2 separate regions of the Mus musculus genome follow, and region 1 is linked to region 2. The links are chromatin contacts, found by Hi-C or POLR2A ChIA-PET in ENCODE. All regions are on one chromosome and are shown on one strand. Each heading gives the region's core, a stretch centred on a gene start or an enhancer-like site at or near the end of the contact. The rest is flanking DNA. Distances are from core to core; before and after follow the strand shown. Region 1 holds the start of Mtcl1 (microtubule crosslinking factor 1). Region 2 overlaps Mtcl1 (microtubule crosslinking factor 1).

The links. Hi-C counts contacts between places; a loop is a spot of excess contacts on that map. ChIA-PET counts read pairs that join two places held with the same protein, here RNA polymerase II (POLR2A).
Region 1: a loop to region 2 is called in a map of left cerebral cortex, with 3 times the contacts of the local background. The contact joins the promoter of Mtcl1 here to the enhancer-like site in region 2. A Hi-C loop is called at or near these places in 12 of 37 maps with a recorded cell type or tissue (Patski, gastrocnemius, heart and 1 more). POLR2A ChIA-PET finds 5 or more read pairs at or near these places in 4 of 5 experiments (Patski and embryonic stem cell).

Annotation. Positions count from the first base shown.
Region 1 is chr17:66,447,095-66,451,924 of GRCm38, forward strand. Mtcl1 (microtubule crosslinking factor 1) reads right to left here and starts at 2,656. Exons shown (of 14, transcript NM_172963.4): 1 at 1,223-2,656. The coding sequence starts at 2,251.
Region 2 is chr17:66,356,803-66,361,585 of GRCm38, forward strand. It overlaps Mtcl1 (microtubule crosslinking factor 1), which reads right to left. Exons shown (of 14, transcript NM_172963.4): 9 at 1,220-1,387. Among named protein-coding and RNA genes, the nearest start is that of Mtcl1, 91 kb to the right of the region's middle. Within about 2 kb of position 2,039, at least 2 of the 3 ENCODE cell types and tissues checked have a DNase peak (open chromatin) inside an H3K27ac peak, as active enhancers do; they include gastrocnemius and heart, where a contact is called at or near this core.

The DNA of each region.
Region 1 (4,830 bases), core at 1,406-3,905, 91 kb after region 2:
CATCGTTGGGAGCATCCCAAAGTGCTCCCATCTCTCTCTTCTGTACTGCCTTGCTCCGCAATGGACAACCTAACTCATCACTGATCAACAAAGTAACTTCTGATCAATGATGAGGTTCTGAGCACCCACAAGGAGGTGACAATTCCAGCCTGAGTATTTCACGACCATAGCCTTAAAACCCAGAACCTCCACTGCAGCATCAACACAGGGCCTCTCATTCAGGCAGGTTCGCCACCTGCAAACAAAACAGCTCAAATCACAGAAATCAAGGACACCCCAGGCTTTGACCCCGGGAGAGGATACCCAACAAGATCTTGACAGATGTGTGAGCAGATTTCCGTTCCTGGAGTTATTTTCTAACCTGAGGATTACAGCCAATTAAGTCACTCTCACTACAACCCCCCTTTGGTTTCTCTTACCAGTTCACCTCAACTGCCTTTAACTTATCCCCCCGACTCTGTCTAAACCCCCTGCTCTGCAGACCAGCCCTGTAGAGAACATCACGGAGACAGTTTATCCATCCCAATTGGAGACAGTTTATCCATCCCAGTTGATAACAATAAGACCATCGCTGGCAGGCCCCACTGGATAACACTTGGTATGTGGGAGGCTACGGTTCCTTCGAAAGAGCTGCTGTGTCCTTTCCTGACACCGACTTTGAAAATCTACTTGCAGTCATTTACAAAGGGCTACTCACAAAAATACTGCAGTCCCTGAACCAGACACGAAGTTCAAGGCGCCCCCTTCTGAATTTAAATTTTGTTTATCACTATGGACAGCAACCCCCTCTGCTATATTCCAAAGACCTAAGAGACCCCAGCTCTTTCTGAACTCGAAGGTCCTCCTGCAGGTAAGTCTGGAACCTGGAAACCATAGCATACCCAAGTGCACGTGTAGGGGGCTACAGCTGGGCATCTAGATCACCCTCTTCAACAGGTGACAGTGCAGGGGTCAATGTATCCAAAACGATGTATAGCCACCCGAAACGCATCAGCAAAGACAGGCAAAACAGTAAGAGCAAAACTGGGGGAACCAGACCTACAGGTCCTCCTACAAGTTTGGAGTTAGGTTACCAGAAGCTAGCGGCTTTGGGTAGCAGTTAGGGGCAAAGAAGGGTAAAGAATTAGTGAGACCCCAGGAGACGAGCTCACATGACCCCAGGGAAGCCAGGGGATCCCGGGTCGGCTTCCGAGACACACCTGCCACCCCGGCTGCTGCTCACCTTGAGGTAGTCGTTCTCCGAGCGCAGTTCCTCCATCTCCCTCAGCAACTCCTCTTCCTCAGCCACCACCAAGAGCCGGGGCTGTTCGCCCAGGCTAGGCTCCTTGGAGGTCCCCAGAATCGTCCGCTCCGGTGGCGCTCGGCCCCCAACATCCTCCTGAGAACCGGGTCCCGGGGACCCTGTGGAGGCCCCGCCTGGGCTGCTTCGGCCCCCGAGACAGGCACTGGCGACAGGGGGCGCCGCGAGCAGGATAGGGGGCTCGGGGCTGCCCGGCGGCGGCCCGCGGGATCCGGAGCTCGGAGTGGGTGCTCCGCGTATGGGTTCCCGGTCACTGGAGCCGGTGCCCGACTCAGCGTCGCTGCTGGCGGCGGGGAGTAGGCGCTGCTCATCAGACAAGGGTTCGGAGGCGCAGTCGGAGAGATCCGAGCTGCTGTCCGTGTGGTTGATACGACAGCCAGCCACCGAGGTCACAGAGAGGGTCACGGCGGGGACCCGGGAGGCGCGAGCCGGGGGCACGACGGCGCGAGCTGGAGGCGTCCCGGGGCCGCGCTTGGTTTTGCGACCCTTCGCGACGGCAGGCGGTGGCTCGGCCCCAGTCGGCCTCCCAACCCGGGACAGTGGCTCCGCCGGCCCCGCGCGCGCCGCCCTCCTGGTCCCCGGGACGGCCTTAGCGCCGCCCGCCGACCTGGCTCCGGCGCCCGGCGGCGGCTTGTCCTTCGCGCCGGGGACTACACCGCTGCGTCGGGAGAGGCGACCGGGCGCGGCCGGGGGCCCGGGCGACGGCGGCGCCTTCCCGGCAAGGCTAGGCGAGCGAGGAGCCGCGGGAGTCGGGGCACGGCCCGCAGAGGGGGTGGCCGTGGCGGGCCGCGTGTGCAGGTCCTTGAGGAAGGGTCTGGCGGGCGAGGGTGCGCGGTGCAGCCGCCTCCTCTCGGCCAGCGGGTGCAGGTGGTGGTGGCGGTGATGCTGGCCGGCTGGCTGCGGCTTGGTGTCCGGGGCGCCGCCGCCCGCGGGGCCGTTCAGCGTCTCCATGGCCCGGGCGGCGGCTGCGATCCGCAGCTCAGGCGGCAGATGCTCCGGGCGGCGGCGGCGGCGTGCAGCCTCCCCGCGCGCCCGGTCATCACTGACCCCCTGCCCCGCCCGGCGTGCACCCTGCGCTCCCGCCGTCCCCTCCCCCGCACTCAGCCGACCCGGGGGAGTGTGTCCCCTCGCTCAGGTCAACGGCGCTCGGATCCTCCTGGCACAGCCGCCACGGCCGCTCGCATCCCCTGCACCGTGCGTTCAGAGAGCTGAAGTGGCCGCCACCGCGGCCTCGCACAAAAACACTTGTCTGGCGACGCGCGCCCGGCTCCCGAGTTCCGCTCCCCGCCCACTGCCAGTCCGCGGGGGATCGGCAGCCACGGCTTCTGCTCGGCTGCTCCGGCGGAGAGAAGCTGCTGCACGCGCGTCCCCCTCCGTCCCCAGCCCGACGCGCACGCCCCGCCTCCTGCTAGCGGGACGGGGAGGGGGCGGGGCGGGCAGGAGGCGGGGCTGCAGCTCGGGGGACGCGGGAGACGCAGAGCCCGAGTGCCCACGCGTCCACGCAGCAGAGGACCACTCTTTGCCTTTGGATGTACTGGGGCTACCACCCTGAGCCGGCTAGGAAGGGAAGAAGCTGGGGTGAAGGGAGGGAAGAGGGCGGGCATCGGCCACTTGGGGACACTTCAGGTGCAGGCGGGGTAGAGGGCCCCTCTGCGGTGGGTGCCAGCCTTCTCTCTGTTCCACCCAGCCCCCTCTATCTGACTCCTGCCTCCCCTCTTCGCTTCGCTGCCCACCGCTCTCCCCAGAGCTTCTTTAAGGATTCCTGGTACCGGATGCAGCGTCAGGACCGACACAGCGCTCCACAGTTGGCACCCCCAGTGGCCTGGGCAGCTCTGAAAGGGAGGAGCCGCTGTAGAAATCGGAGAAGCAGCTCGTCAAGCCGGGGTCTGAAAGGGAGCTCACATTTATAGTTCCGGCGACCTTGCTCCAGGCACTGCTTCTACTCGCATGATGACAGTCCCGAATTCGAAATCCTGTTTTCAGAAGGAGACATGGGCACGAGGAAGTGAAGTGGCTTGTTTGAACTCCGGGGCTGAGCGGGGATTCAAACCTAGGTCTACCGGAGTCTCAGCAGTACACGTTTGCCTTAGAGCACCAAGGAGCCTGAGGGTTCCGCTCCGTGGGCAAGGTACTTGACCTTTTGGGTCTCCGATTCCCGCCTCACCTGTAGAATCAGAGAAAACCGAATGTAGATGTATTCTGATTAACTGAGCAAAGAGAAGGACTCACCCGTCCACTGTAAAGTGCTTTTGACAGATGTTCCGTGTGGTTTATATCCCAGGCTTTGGATGTTGGGCAATAAGCGCCCCGAGGACAAGTCTAAGTTGTCCTCTATCTAGATTCGGGATTTGGGGAGCAGGGATGAACAAGAAGAAGACGCCAGCGGGGAAATCCTGTGTGTTTCCTGAAAGATGCTGGTCTTGAAGTTCACAGCACAGTTAAGTGGGACAGGGCTTAGACCTAAAGCTGTGGAGTGGAAAGTGAAGGATTCTGGTTGATCTTATTTGCTGAGAAAGATCCCAGAGCCGCAGGGTGGGGCAGAGGGCATGGTGTGGGTGACTGCATCCCGAAGCACGAGGAGAGTACAGACTTGAAATGTTAAAGGAAAATTGTACTCAAAGTCCGTGGTCTTAACGACAGAATGGCCTTCCGTAGCCCGAACCGTCAGAAGCTGCAGGAAATGGCTTTTTTTTTTTTTTTTTTTTTTTTGATTATAAACCAGAAGATAGAATGTCTTGTTGGGGCTTGAGCTCAGATCCTATTGAAACCTTCCGACACAATTTGCACTTACAGGCCTGGACTTTGCGAGTCACTTTTGTGAAAATCTTCTGAAAGTGAGGCACACCCTATATAATCCGTAATAAGTACCTTTTGAGACCTGCCCCTTGAAGTGCTTGGAGGCCGGCAGGCACGCTTGACTAACTGTGTCCACGAGACTGTGTCCACGAGAGGGCGCTCCAGCGTTCCCCTCCAGTACCAACGTGAGGAGTCAAAATCCCCTGCCAACCCTCACATTCCTGAAGAAGTATGACCAGGACTCTTAACATGTCACCTTTTCAGACCATACACAGTCATGAAGAGTCCACCCAAAAGTGTTTCAGTAAGTCTTCCAAAAACTTGCCGACTGGGACCCAACTTCCTTTCCCTTAAAAAGGACAACGTTCCTCCTTATTAGCATCACTCAATACATACAATACATGGAATACAATACATACAATAGCATCTAGCCTGAGGAGTCGGTACTCCTTTGTTTTCCTGACTTTAAAGAGACACGGGCTTGTTGGGTTCATGGATGGCTCACTGGAAAAGCAAGCGTGCTTGCAGTGCCCGCGTGTGGGTTCACTGGCCGGCTAGGCTAGTAGAAAAGAAATAGGCTCCAGGGTCCCAAGAGAGTAAAGTGGAGAGTTAGCAGACTGGCCTCAGTAGGTATGCATCCCGCATTGTGCACTTTACATACAACACATCATACAGGCACTATAGCACACACACACACACACACACACACACACACACACACCTGTGGGCAAGAC
Region 2 (4,783 bases), core at 789-3,288:
CAAAGGCTTAGACTGAAAGGCTATGTTCCTGACTCTATATAGACTATAAGCCCCAAAACTAAAGTCAGAGGACAGACTGGGGGAGCTTGTGGAATCTGATGACGGATGGCAGTGCGGGTGTGTGGGGGGGGGGGGGGCGGCAGGGGACACAGGTGCAGGTGAACTTGAAGGGTACCTGGGGTCAGTGGTAATGCAGGCAAACTTGAGGGGGGCGGTCAGGTGGTAGTGCAGATGATCTTCAGGGGTGCCTGCTGGTCATGTGGCCAAGCAAGTGAACTGGGGGGTGGGGGTGGGGCTGTCCTAGGAGAACTGGTTCCTTGGGAGTAATAAGCCCTTTACATCTTTTATCACAACGGAGGCTATTCATGAGCTCTCTCCTTTTAAGGGAAGTGTTTACTTTCATGGTTGAGCCAATTCGTATAAAATTTTAATTACTTTATAGTTTGCCTCACAACAAAGGCTAGACAATAAATGACCAAACATCACACAGACCCGGTTTCCCTACAATGACCCAGAAGCACACTGGAGCAGCTGACTGTGTGGGAGACACACAGAGAAGCTGAGCTCAGCAGAGCCCAAGCCACACTCCCCTGGCCGGGCTATAAATCCTCTCTGGAGGTGGTTCACACGGGCTCTTCCCATCCTAGCGCCGCCTCAGATTTGAGGCAAGCTCAGTTTCCTCAGTATAAAAAGGAGATTGGACTTGACAAGGTCTCCTATCCACGAGTGGAAGCTCTTTCCAGTGTTCTGGAATTTCTAAAGGGCAGCCCTATGTTGCCTTTTTCAGAGGTCGCAAAACCACAGTACACACCTCTCATCTCAGCACTTGGGAGGCAGAGGCAAGTGAATCTCTGTGAGGCCAGCCTGGTCTACACAGCAAGTTCCAGTCCAGCCAGGACTATACAGTGAGACCCTGTCTCAAAAAAAAAAAAAAAAAAAAAAAAAAAAGCCAGCTCTGGCTTCTTGTGGTCATCTCCATATGTCGACAGGTCCATGCTGCCAGCCCTTCAGTGGAGCTCCTCCATAGCCTCATTTAGCACCAGGGGGACAAATAGCAAAACAAAATGCTACTGTTGAAGGTAGCCTCAAGCCCTGACCCTGCAGCACAGTTACTGTGGAGAACCTACCTGTGCCTCTTCCCCACCCATCCTGGATAGGGTAGAGGGGACAGACACACACACTCAGTGTTCACAAGGGAGGTGGCAATAGGGGCAGGTACCTGTTCCAGGCGGCACTTGAGCACAGCCCACTCCACATCCCACGCAGCCTTGTCGCTGGCGTACTGCTGCTGCAGCCGCAGCCGCGCATGCTCGTCTTCGCGCAGCTCCGAACGGAAGTCCTCCAGCAGAGCCTTGAGGGCCCTGAAGAGCTGCTGGTTTTCCACCACCTGTGGGAACAGAGCCCGGTTAGGCTTAACTTAACTGACGAGTGTCTTGGAGATGGGAAGCAGAGGGGCTCAGTCAGTGGGGGCTGGAGCACCCGCCAGGTTCCCTGCAGAAGGCACAGGTGGGTGGGGCCTCCGACCTCTGAATAGAGGCAAGATGGTCCCATCCTAAGCCAAGACCCCGGCAGATGTGTTCAGAAGACAGACCGTGGGGTGGTGCTGTGGGCACCTGCAGCAGAGGTACTCTGAACTCTGTTGGAATCAATAAGTTGCCAAAAGCCACAAGGGAGCCCCTGAAAGCTGTCAGGACGCTCTGTGGAACTTCAGACATCCAGGACTCTGAGTCAGGCTGGCTGCTCTGTTACATCATCCACTCCAGTGCCAGCTACTGAGCTAGAAGTAATCTCTGAGGTCCTAGTGGCTCTTAGAGGCATGGGAAGTGGGGGTGGAGGGTCACTCGTTGAGTTCCGAGGGCGGGGAGGGGGGGGGGAAGCTTCTGAGAGTTCCTAATTAGAGCCAGTGGTGAAAAACTCATCTTACAGCGTCTGCTGATCCCAAGACTGAACTATTACCTCACTGTTTACGCTTGACATAAAAGCTACAAAGCTTTCCAGACCCTGCCCAGCCTTTGAAGGCACACTTCCAAACTCTCATTTCTGTTTTAGTGTGTGTTGGCACGGGCATTATGTCACAAAGTCTGGCATACAGCCCCTGTAATCCCAGCCCTGGAGAGGCTAACACAGGAGGACTGCGAATTTTGGGCCAACCTGAGCTACACGGTGAGATTCCATCTCTTGGGACCTGAAAAGGTGAGAAGAGGAGCGAGGAAAATACAGGTCAAAGGTTTGTCTGAATTAAATGCTCTAAATAATTATGGCTTTTTGATGTGATGTGCAGCCAGGACCCCAGTTAGATATAAAACACTGAATTCCTGAGTTCTTGATCCCATGACGTCAGGGTGTTCTTGGTTTGGTTTACTCAGGAAAGCGCAGGAAACTAGAAACTAAATCCCGCCTCGAGCAAGTAAGTTCTGCCTCAGGACAACAGAGCCCTATGGCTCACAGTGACTCTCTGGTCCCAGGAAACTCACTTGCCGCTCCACTCTGCTGGTACACAGGCTCCGGCTCAGAGTCTACAGGCAAGACCACTTCTCAGTCATGCAGCTATAACCATCGATCACAGGTCACAGGCGGTGCAGGATGGCTATGAGTGCTGACGAACGCACAGATGCAAACTTACTAAACACATTCCTAAACGCCACTGTGTGGTTCTTGGGCGTGAACTCCATAGGTGACAGACACTGTTGTGTCACAGGGATGGAAACTTCTGAATCCACTAACTGCAGGCAGGAAAGAATGCCACATAGGGGAAGGATTTAAGACACTTTGTGTGTGTGTGTTTAGATTTAACAAGTGAACTTGATCACTCACAGCATATTAATGACCTGGAAGGGCGTAGCTGTCCCTGAAATTTATGGGAAAGCAAATGTAGTTGATCTTGACAGTGATTAGGTCTATTAGGTCTTTTTAAAAATTTCTGACTGTCAACACTAATATTTCCTTGTGACAAAAGGCATTAAGAGTAAAATTCAGGGGCTGGAGAGATGGCTCAGCGGATAAGAGCACTGACTGATCTTCCAAAGGTCCTGAGTTCAAATCCCAGCAACCGTATGGTGGCTCACAACCATCTGTAATGAGATCTGGCGCCTTCTCTGGAGTGTCTGAAGACAGCTACAGTGTACTTACACACACTCACACACACACACACATATATAAAAGAATAGTAGGAAGAGTAAAATTCATCTAACATTTGAAAAATTGGGCAGACAGAAAACTTCTTAAATTTGTAACAGCCCCTCCAGCTACCAGTCCTCATGGAGGATACTCATGAACACACAAAAGTACCTACAGAGGAGCTGGAGAGATGGCTCAGCGGTTAAGAACACTGGCTGTTCTTCCAGTGCACCAGAGTTTGAGTCCCACCCCCTACACCGTGGCTCCTGACCCTGAGCTCCTGGTTCTAGGGATGCAAACAGAATCAAATAAAATGAAAGTGTATAATAACTGTAATAGTTTTGATCTGGTCTTTGGGGGGTGGTGTCCTTCCCATTTACATGGGGGAAAGCATTCTTACATGTAATCAACCATTTCCATGTATAACCAAGTCACATAAAGGCTCAGCCTGCGATGGATCAACTCCTCTGTCACGTGACTACTAACAACATTAGAATCTGAGCTTTACAGCCTCTTTGCAGATTGAAATTTTACTTTCCCTGGCAGCCAAGCTGGCGGGTTTTGGCATTAGCAAATACTGCATCCAGTAAAATTAAGTCTTAACGTTTGTAGGCACATTGGGTTCCAAAGTCATCAGCAGAATGAATATCCTATGACTCCAGGGTTCCAAAACTGCTTTGGAGTGAAGGTGGCCAGTGGGAGCAAGCAAGTCCAGAGAATCAAGGTGACTGCCAATTGTTATCATCACCCAGGAGCCCTATACTGGAATAGCAGGTAGCCAAGGAGCTTCTGTCATGAACTCACAACACCATGTCAACATTTCTAGAGACTCTCATGCCATGGATGGACTTGGTTCTTCTAAAAGTTCTTGATGCCCACGTCATTCAATAATAATAGCCACTACTACTTACAATTTATCTTTAAATTTTATTTATTTTATACCTGTCTTGCTTAGTCTGCATGCATAGTCAGCAGATGGTTGTAAACCACCATGTGGGTACAGGGACTCGAACCTGGGTCCACTGGGAGAGCAGGTAGTGCTCTTAACTGGGAAGCTGTCTCTGTAGCCCCTACTTAATATTTCGTATGTGCCAGCGTGTACGCTAACTTATTCATCATAGCTCTTATATCTCCTACAGTCTTGATGCATTTTATATAGAGAGAAAGAACGAAAGTTCAGAGCAAAGAGGTACAGCAAGTCCCACTCTCCAGACTGTAACCTCGGTCTGTCTCCACCAGGGACAGGCAACAGGAGCCAGAAACATGTAAACCTCCACAGTACACTGAGCCCAGCTGTTTTCTTTTCATTTTGTTGGGAGAATCCATCCTGTCTCTGAGACACTGGCCTCCCCTTTCTCAGGCCTGTTCTGAGGCCTCTTGCTGGGACCAGTGTCGGGGTAAAAAGAGAGGACATCCAAAGGAAGCTTAAAGACAAATATATCAACTCCGGGGAGTTCTCTGTGGGTTCAGGGCCAGCCAGGTCTACAGAGGGAAGGCTCTGGTCCAGAAAGACTTCATGATCTGGAAGATCATCTGCACACAAGAACTTTCTGAATTTTTTGGGCCAGAGTCCAACTATGCAATTTTTTGTTGTTGTTGTTGTTTGCACATTTCAATTCAGTTTTAACTTCAGCAAAACAAAATAAAAACAAAACCACAGTCTTTT